Regions from separate parts of the Mus musculus genome. Here region 2 is linked to region 1. Evidence: chromatin contacts called from ENCODE POLR2A ChIA-PET data. All regions are on one chromosome and are shown on one strand. Each heading gives the region's core, a stretch centred on a gene start or an enhancer-like site at or near the end of the contact. The rest is flanking DNA. Distances are from core to core; before and after follow the strand shown. Region 1 holds the start of H2aw (H2A.W histone). Region 2 holds the start of Iba57 (IBA57 homolog, iron-sulfur cluster assembly).

What was found. ChIA-PET counts read pairs that join two places held with the same protein, here RNA polymerase II (POLR2A).
Region 2: POLR2A ChIA-PET joins it to region 1 with 15 read pairs in Patski. The contact joins the promoter of Iba57 here to the promoter of H2aw in region 1. POLR2A ChIA-PET finds 5 or more read pairs at or near these places in 3 of 5 experiments (Patski and embryonic stem cell).

What each region holds. Positions count from the first base shown.
Region 1 is chr11:58,952,288-58,957,398 of GRCm38, reverse strand. H2aw (H2A.W histone) reads right to left here and starts at 2,714. Exons shown (of 1, transcript NM_178218.4): 1 at 2,207-2,714. The coding sequence starts at 2,661. The coding sequence ends at 2,269. It also overlaps the pseudogene H2bu1-ps and a transcript of Trim17 not described here.
Region 2 is chr11:59,161,268-59,166,378 of GRCm38, reverse strand. It overlaps Iba57 (IBA57 homolog, iron-sulfur cluster assembly), which reads left to right and starts at 2,634. Exons shown (of 3, transcript NM_173785.6): 1 at 2,634-3,028. The coding sequence starts at 2,688.

The sequences.
Region 1 (5,111 bases), core at 1,465-3,964:
GCTTCCAGGCTTCCTTCATCCACCCTGCCCCTGACCCCCTTGTGAGTGGTGAGTGTGCACTGCACACCTCTGCATATATGAATGTGAGTGCAGGCACTCATGCTCTCATACATTAAGGTCTGAGGACAATCTCAGGTGTTGGTCTCAAATTCCAACCTTTTGCCAGGGTCTCTTGTTAGTCGCTGTTTATGCCATAGCAGCTGGCCTGCGAGCTTTCAGGGATTTTCCGGTCTTCCCTGGCAGCACTGGAATTAGTTAAAGTGCTAACCTGGCCCTGCATTACATGGGTTCTGGATCTGCTCAGGTCTTCATGCGAGCACACTGAGCGCATTTCTTAAGCCTTCTTCCTGGACCACATCTGGAAGGTCCATGCTTACTCTCTCCCCTCCTTCAGCTCCTGTATCTTTTGCCCGTTCTGGACATGAAGGTTCAGTCATCTTGTCCAGTCCCTTCACTGACTAATGCTCCGTCACAAGAACAGACAGTTTTGTGCTGTTCCTCAGCTGATGAATATTTGGGTTTCCTCTACCTTTTAGGTTTCATGACTGATAACTGTTCCTCCGCCTGTGTAGCTTATGTTATACACGTACTCTTATTTTATTGGGCATATACCTAGGAATGGATCATGGAGTGCTTGAATCCAGTGAACATTCTCTTTTCACATTGGTACTTCCCATCTGGAAATGATAATCCAGATGACCAGATCCTAGATCACAGCTGCTATGATTGGAACTTCCTTTAATTTTGTAGACACACTCAGAATCTGTGCTCTCTAGTTATTCACTAGCCACATATGACAGGGCAACTTATGAGCTGCGTCTTTACATTACATTTTACCTAAATGGAAATTAAATATTCCTTTTGGGTAGTGGTTGTGCATTTGACAGCAGCCTTAGAAGAGATGAGAAACTACCCTAGTACACCTCCCTCCACGATGCCTCTATAACACCATTAAATAAATGCTAACATAACCCAATTCCTAAAAAGTTTAACCTCCACTCAAGCGTTTGAGCAGCTACAATGACCTATGAACACATACAAACTAAAACTAGAACTAGAGATTCTAACTAAAAGAACATAAAGATCTCTGGAGGTCCAACCCTCTGGCTTTGTTTTACTGAGACCACCCATTTGCAGATGTATAATCTATACGCAGTCTATTGATCACTCTGTTAAGACTCACCGTTAAGGAAAATTGCTTATCCTTAGACAAATGGCTTTAAGACGTTGGTATTTTATGAGCAGCTCTGTAGTTACAGACGGTGTCTGAGGAGCCCAGGCTTGAACAGATCCAGTTTCAGTACAGTCTATATAAATTATATAATAAACATTATATAACTGTCTTCGTGGCCTGTATTGTTAAATTTTAAATAGTGTACAGCAGTTAACAGGGAAGAGGCCCAATTCTGTGCCATTTAAAACGATTTAAAGGTAACTCATTTAACCCCCTCCTCTCCCTTTCCCAACCACGCTCCTGATTTACCTGTAACTCAACCATTCGTCATGCTGCTTAAAGAAGTCACAATCATCTATAAAAGCATGTCCTTAGTATGATGCTGCTTTAAACTTTATGACAAAGGACACTGCTGTACTCTCACACCTAGTTTAACCAGAACCTGACAAATCACTTTGCTCCCCAAGGTTAAGCTACTTAAGTGGATCCGATTAACCAGTTCCAAAGGCCTGCAGGACCACCATGCTCATCTGTAATCCTACCACTAAGCAGGCTGAAGCAGCCTAGAGACCGGCTCCCCACCCCCACAAAGGAAACCAGCAAAACTCCAAAGTTGTAAATCGCCTTGTAACAGAACATTTATATAAACAAGTAGATTTGAAATACCAAGTCTCCCCTCAGAAACCTTTGAAAACCCCGTCCTAACTGGAAGACTTGAACATGTCAATTTAACCCAGTTTCAATAGAAACACTAGCATCTAAACCAGAACCTTATACTAATTTCTATTATTAAGTATCCCCTTAATGTCCAAACACGAACGTTAACTGCAACCTTGTGTCTGACACGGAGTGGTGGGGAGAAACTCGAACGCCTCCAACGGCCCGCAGGCCACCCGCAGATGAAGCCGTTGGTCTCCCTTGAGCTCCCCAAGCGCCGCACAGGGATGCAGGAATGCACGGAAGGAGTCAGGAGAACTGGCCTGGCCAGTAACTGGCGACAGGCTCAGTGTACAGCGCTTTCTAATGAGGTTGTGGGTGGCTCTGAAAAGAGCCTTTGGTGTCTGTAAAAGTCGCACTAACGACCGGTAGGGGCCTCACTTGCCCTTGGCCTTGTGGTGGCTCTCGGTCTTCTTGGGCAGTAGCACGGCCTGGATGTTGGGCAGGACGCCGCCCTGCGCGATGGTCACGCGGCCCAGCAGCTTGTTGAGCTCCTCGTCGTTGCGGATGGCCAACTGCAGGTGGCGCGGGATGATTCGCGTCTTCTTATTGTCGCGGGCCGCATTACCAGCCAATTCCAGGATCTCAGCAGTCAGATATTCTAGCACAGCCGCCAGGTACACCGGGGCACCAGCGCCGACCCGCTCCGAATAATTACCCTTACGGAGAAGGCGGTGCACACGGCCCACTGGAAACTGCAGGCCGGCACGGGAAGAACGAGACTTCGCTTTTGCACGAGCTTTGCCGCCCTGCTTGCCACGACCAGACATCTTCCACTGATAACCAAAAGTACGCAAAAACAGAAAAGAAACCTAGCGAAAACGAATTCGTAAGCGCCAGCAAGCTCTTATATATGATCAGGAGGGAGGCTAGACTGCACCTTCCTATTGGATGCCAACAAGAACCAATCAGAAAAGAACGCGGAGCCTTCCTAATTTGCATATGCCTTACCCCGCGATGACGTAATGTAAAATTGTATTCAATCAAAGGGAGTGATGCCTGATCCTTCATTTGAATGCAAGGCATACAAATATTCTTGCTACAGGGGCGTCCGCGTTTCCGTAGTACAACTAGACATTATGCCTGATCCATCCAAATCAGCTCCAGCCCCCAAGAAAGGCTCCAAAAAGGCGGTCACCAAGGCGCAGAAAAAGGATGGCAAGAAACGCAAACGGGGCCGCAAGGAGAGCTACTCCATCTACGTGTACAAGGTGCTGAAGCAGGTGCATCCGGACACCGGCATCTCGTCTAAGGCCATGGGCATCATGAACTCGTTCGTCAATGACATCTTCGAGCGCATCGCCAGCGAGGCCTCCCGCCTGGCGCATTACAACAAGCGCTCGACCATCACGTCCCGCGAGGTGCAGACAGCCGTGCGCCTGCTGCTGCCCGGGGAGCTGGCCAAGCATGCTGTGTCCGAGGGCACCAAGGCAGTCACCAAATACACCAGCTCCAAGTGAGGCGCGGCGAGGGTGCCCTCAATTCAAAGGCTCTTTTCAGAGCCACCCATACAGTCGTTAAAAGGGTCTTGAACACAGTGCGGGCCACTGACGATTGCCACGCGCCCGAGGCGTTCCCTGACACTGGGTGCGGCCAAGTCCGATTTTTGAGCGAGAAATGTGGGGGTATGGCTGCTTTGCCCTTCCTAAGCGTAGAGTGTGAACGACAGCTGCAGGAGCAGGCAAGGGGCGTGAGTCCTCTCCCCAAGCCTGAAGTTTCGGTGGGCGAGGTCACAGTGAGGTGGTATTCTGGATGTGGGCCCCCTTGGTGGCCTCTGAATCTGTGTTCCCTTTAGCACCCTTTCCATCCTTTTCTGGAATAGAGAGGCGTCTTTAGCCCCTGAAAACTATTCTGACATTATATCATGTCAATAAACCCTGCACTAGCAGTATGCTGGAAACGGGGCGGGGGGAGGGGCGGCACACCGCAAAGCCTGTGTGCAGGAGCTAGGATGTAATTAGCCTGAGCTGCCAGCAAGCAGTTTCAGTGGTTAGGGGATGGGAGGTGGGAAAGAGTTCCGTTGTTTTGAGCAAGAGTTGTTCCCCTAAAGCTGCATAATTTTCTGTGAAGCATTAGTAAAAGAATAATCCACACTCAGCATTTATTTGGAGAACGTCATTAAAAATTTTTTTATTAGATATTTTCTTTATTTACATTTCAAATCCTATCTCCCTTTCTGGTTTCCCCTCCGAAAACACCCTATTTCCTCCTCCTTCCCCTGCTCACCAACCCACCCACTCCTGCCTGCTTCCTGGCCCTGGCATTCCCCTACACTGGGGAGAATGTCATTTTTATGGAGAACGTTTGGGCAGGGAATTTTACCTGTGGAAAGATCACCACTTTCCTTGGTTTGGCTTTTATTTATGAAAAGAGGATTCGTGATAATTATTTGAGTTGTTACGAGACATATTGAGAATCCTATAGTCACCAGCAGGGAATACTACGTACATTTTATTTTTTTACCAAGTTGTCAAAGGGAGCCCCTCTCATCTGGACTCAGGCATTTGACATTTGGCATTTGAGGGGAGGCTATCTCTGCTTGAACTTCCTACAGTAGCTGTGCCACCTTCTGCTTTCCAGCTTGGTCCACAGAAAAGGGTTTTTGATAGCATCATGTGTTTTAAAGTTAGCATCTGAAGCATTTTTATCTGAAGTTCAAGTAACTGCAAAGATACAAATGACAAACCAGGAATTTTTTTAAAAATCATTTTTTTAAAACCATTCTTGAAAATACCTATTGCTTCATCAATTTAATACAAGTCAGGTCAAAATAATTCTTAAAAAGATATTTCATATTATTCTCTTTGAAAATATCTCTCTTATTTTCCTTCTGCCAACAACAGTTACATGTATATTACATTTAACTATTTGCTGCTTCCAGAATTGTCTATTGAAATTTAAACATGCCAACTAAATTATCTCGGTATTTTTTTTTAAAAAAAAAGGACACAGGGACGGTGGAGAATCGGTTAAGACATGAACCATTTAGTTTTAGTAAAACTAGTCTTTCACTTAGGTTTGATGGGAGGAGGTATACTGGCTGGTTTTGTGTCAACAACACAGGCTGGGGTTATCACAGAGAAAGGAGCTTCAGTTGAGGAAATGCCTCCATGAGATCCAACTGTAAGGCATTTTCTCAATTAGTGATCAAGGGGGAAAGGCCCTTGTGGATGGGACCATCTCTGGGCTGGTAGTCTTAGGTTATATAAGAGAGCATGCT
Region 2 (5,111 bases), core at 1,385-3,884, 210 kb before region 1:
CAATAAAATTATAAGTTACTATATATGGAAGACAAATGGAAGACAAAGAAGCAAAAGCCATATAAAAAGTTCTGGCAAAAGCCATATAAAAAGTTCTGTCACTTTAAAAATAACACGAAATAAGTAAAAAAAAAAAAATCCAAGAGTTTCACTGAAACTGCTGGAATAATTAAAAACTACTTTTGAAAAATCTTGGTATCCTGTCTCTTTGTTCAGAATCCCGAAACACTGGGATCCAACAGCCTGGAATGAAGTCTCCTTTGAAGTCAGGCCTGAGCTGTTAACATTTTGAACTTAGATTGGGGCCCAGCACTAAGCATGTTTTCTCCCTTTCCTTCTTTTTATCTGTCTGGATTCTGGCCAAAAGCCTAATAAACTCATTTCTCCTGATACTCTGAGCTTTCTGTTTCTGTGACCCTCATTTAAATGCAAAAGGCATGACTGTTCTCCAAGCAACTGTAGGAATGTGTTGCTTACCTACTGACTTTCTATTCCTGTCAGGGTTTCTGTTGCTATGACAAAATAGTATGACCAAAAAACAAGCTGGGGAGGAAAGGGGTTATTGGGCTTACACTTCCACATTGTTATTTATCATTCAAGGAAGTCTGGGGGGGGGACCTCAAACACCAGCCAGGAGCTGAGGCAGAGGCCATGGAGGGGAGGGGAGGGGAGAGGAGGGGAGGGGAGGGGAGGGGAGAGGAGGGCAGGGGAGGGGAGGGGAGGGATGCTGCATAGTGGCTTTGCTCCGAAGCATGGTTTGTTCAGTCTGCTTTCTTATAGAATCCAGGACAAGCAGCCCAGGGATGGCCCTACTCACAATGGGCCTGGCCCTCCTCCATCAATCACTAATTAAGAAAATGCCATACAGACGTGCCTAAAGCCAGATCTTATGGAGGCATTTTCTTAATTGCGGTTCCTTCCTCTCAGATGACTTTAGCCTGTGTCAAGTTGACATAAAAGAACTATGCAACACATCTACTTTCTTTGTAGGTTTTTCTCTCAACTGTTAATTTTCTTCTCCCCTTCCCACAAGATAGGGCTTATTTGTGTATCCCTGACTGTCTTGATACTAGCTCTGTAGACTAGCCAGGGCTTACAGAGACCTGCCTGCCTCTGCCCAGCCAATGCTGGTGTTAAAGGCATGCGCCACTACCAAGCTCCAAGTCCATTTCGAAATTCTTTTGTTAATAAGACTAAGAACACACAAAAGGAACTCCAGTTTCCCTGGTAGCAATATGATCCAGTATGCCCCAAAGACCCAAGAACAGGGACTCAAAGAGACATCCGTGTAGTTGTTTTCATAGCAACACTTTTCCTGGCTCCAAGAATTGGAGACCTCCCAAGTACCCGTTGCCAGCTCAGCACATAGGGAAAGGTAGGCATTACCGTAATAAAAAAATTTTTTTTCGATACAGGATTTCTCTGTATAGCCCTGGCTGTCCTGGAACTCACTCTGTAGACCAGGCTGGCCTCAAACTCAGAAATCCACCTGCCTCTGTCTCCCAAGTGCTGGGATTAAAGGTGTGTGCCACCATGCCCAGCTATAAAATACAATTCTTAAAAAGGGAAGGGAATTCTGATACGTGCTATACTGAGGATGGGTGCTCCATGAAGAGAGCCAGGTGCAAGAGGACAGGCACTGGTTCTCAGAGGCTTCCAACCCACAAGGGCAGAAAGCCAACTGTGGGCACCAGCGGCTGAGTGTGTGTTCTGGGAGGAGTCAACGTTCTGGAGTTGGATGATTGGGAGATAAAAAGTTCTGGAGTTGGATGATAGTGAGGGCTGCGCAGCCGTTTGAACAATGCCGATATAAATGCACTAAAAGTGGTCTCGCTGGCTGGCTTTCATCAACTTGCCACAAGCCTAGCGATATCTGGGAAGATTCAGAAAACGCCTCCATAAGCTTGGCCTCTAAACAGGTCTTGGCTTATATCACATCAATGACTGATGTGAGAGGGCCCAGCTCACTGTGGACAGGTGCTCCTGGGTCGTATCAAAAAGCAGGCTGGACAAGCCATCAGAAGCTGGCCGGTAAGAGCCCTCTTCCAGGGCTTCTGCTTCAGTTCCTGCCCTGAGTTCTCTCTGTAAGTGGGTGTGACCTGAGAGTTTTCAAATGAAGTGAACCCCTTTTCTTCCCAAGTTGCTTTTGGTCATGTTTAGTATAGCAATAACAAAGTAACAGTGGTGAAGATAATACATTTTATACTGTTCGTATTTAACCGTGAACAAGGAAATGCCTAACTTTTTTCCTCCTTTTTTTCTGGGCAGTACTGGGGATGGGAACCATGGCTTCCTGCCTGCTAGGAAATGCTCTACCACTGAGCTATCTATCTTCAACTTTTTATTCGGAGACAGGATATTCATTTTAAGTTGCACAGGCAGGTCTTGAACACGCATCCTCCTGCCTCTGCCCCCCGAGAGGCTGGCTGGGATTGCACACCAGGACCGAGGTAAGATGGCAGATTTCATGTTTACTTATTTACCACGACCACAAGCGGTTTGACCAGGAGCCAACTAAGGAAAGGGTCACCGGGTGGCTCTAGCCTTGGTGTTTATCTGGGCTTGCGCACCCATCCACTGGCTGAGGTCCCGCCCACTTTCCCCCCCACGCACGCGCGTCGCCAGCCGCCGCCGCCGCCGCCGCCGCCCGGGGCCGCTGTGGTGCCCGCCTTCACTTAGCGCCCAAGATGGCAGCGGTGGCGCTGCTTCGGGGCGCGGCTGTGGGGCGCAGAAGCCCAGCTTGGCACTGGCGGCTGAGCGGGACCGCGAGTCACTGCCTAGCCCGTGGCTTTGGCCTTCTTGGCAGCAACCCCGCGGACGGTGTGGCCTGGACTTGCTTCCGGCTGGACGGGCGCGCCTTAGTGCGCGTGCGCGGCCCGGACGCTGCACCCTTCCTGTTGGGACTATCGACCAATGAGCTGCCGCTTTCGGGGCCTCCGACCGGCGCGGCTCAGCCCTCTGCGCGTGCGGCGTATGCCCATTTCCTGAATGTGCAGGGACGCACGCTCTATGACGTCATTCTGTATGGGTGAGCTTGGGCGGGGCAGCAGGGCGGGGCAGTAGGGTCGTTAGAGTGCTGAGGGAGCAGACCTCCAGAATCCCAGGAAGGATGTCCAGGATAAGATTTCTAGGGAATACTGGCTAGACACCCTTGGGAAGAGGCATAATTAGATTATTCTGGAAATGACTTTCTGAGGACAATCTAGACTTAGGGAAGGGGTCACCTAGAGGCGGATGTCCCATGGAAGGCATCCAGGTTGCGCTAGTTACTTGCACAGAGCGTTGTGCCTGGGACCCCAACCAGTCAAGTCAGAAGCTTCTGGAGTTATTTTCAAGATGGGTGCTTCAGCTTTGTCCCTCCCTCCTCACTTCTTAGAAAGATTTCGCTGGTTCGTGGGACTTTATTCAAAAAGCCACTCTCTGCACAGCCTCTCCACAGTGACAGATTGTCCCAGTGTTCTGAGAATCCAGTTTTTCCCTTATTTCTGGTTCCTCTTTGCAGTGCCAGCTGTTTGCCTGTATGGTCTCATTATCTATACAGCAGACCTGACTGTGACTGTAAATAGTGTTTGCTGGCCAGTCTGGGCAGGGCCTGCGTCTATAGCATTGAGTCTTCAGCTGCTCACCTTTATAGGATCTAAGTCGTGAAGTCTCAGCATTGTCTAGTAGGCATGTGAAGACCCGCCCTCCCTATCCTGTCCCTGAGCTGTCCCTTGACTCCTACCAAAGTCCAGGCCTGGCTGCCTGTCTCAGCTACCCGGTGTCTTTCCAAGTTGGTTTTTGGTGAGCCTCTTCAGTAGCCCCTAGATGCTCATTGGGAGTATATGGGGAATCCTCATATCTGGAGAACAGTTCCTGAACCCCTGAGGGTAGCTATTCCAGGATGAGAGTGGTGGATGAGAATTGACAGCCATGGCACCACTATCCAGTAGTTGTCTGCATTCTGTGGGGGGAAATCTAGAGTGCCTGTCTCCAGGTGCTGAAAGGCCACAGTGATGTGCTTCCTAGAGATCCTTTTCCCACATTACTTCGCTTAGTGAATCTCTGAATCTAGAACTGTGTCAGCAAATGACAACCCATGGGCCAGACCCACTGTGATGCTTTGGCATATAGAGTTCTGTGTGAACCCTGGGATGGTGTCTTCCAGGCAGTGTTCGGGCTGTGGTGACTCAGGGCCTTAAGCCTAAGCCAGTCATTGCCCTTTGTAGAAAACATGCATGGACTCCATACTGGAGCCTTGGATCTGCCTGTGTTTCCAGGTCGCCATCATCTCTCCATGTTACCAATAGGCAGCTGGAGTTGATTCAAGCGCTAGTCTTTGGTGGCTTCCATTCCTCATGGTGATTGGCAGTGGTTGCTAGTATAGAAGCAGTTGCCCTCTCGTGTTAAAGACCCTAAGCGTCTTCAGCCTTGGTCCTGCATGTGTTTACAGGTCTTGTGGACCTCATATAGGGATTCCTCTAGTCTTGGCAGCAGCCAGTGTTACAGCTCTTGTACGGGCTATGGAAGTTGAGATTCCTTAGCTGTTGATACCAGCTGTTGTCACTGCTCCTCTACACAGGGTCTCAGACCCTTGGCTCTGAAGGTTTGATTGGCAGCTCCCTGGACTCTTCAGTGACTTGGGTCTGCAGTTTCTCTTCTCTGGCTCTTTGTAATCGTTTCTCCTTCTTCAGTCTCAGCTTGCTATCACTCTCTGTCTGCCATCTTTCTTCCTGCCCAGGCTGTTGTTGAACTGCTCAGCTGTCGCTTCAGCTGTCAGACAGCTGGCAGGCTTGCCTTCCCTGCAGCTTTGGCTTGTCAACTGCTCAGCTGCTGCCGCCACCACTGCAGTTCCACCGCCTCTGCTGACCTCTGCTGTCTCTGCTGCTTCTTTCTGTTACCAGCCCAGCCCACACTACAGAAAGCAAGAAAAGAAAATGGAGAGAAGCCTTTTCTCGGGCCTGCTGCTCCCACACTGGGGCAAAGCTCAGGAAAGTCTTCCCACAACCTCACTAAGTGAGCCTTCACAGCCTGTTTGTATCGCCCCAGAAAGGATGTTTGGACCAATCACAGACTTGCCTATCGGCAACCTTCGTAATGACTGAGGATTGTGTTTTGGACAGCCATAACGC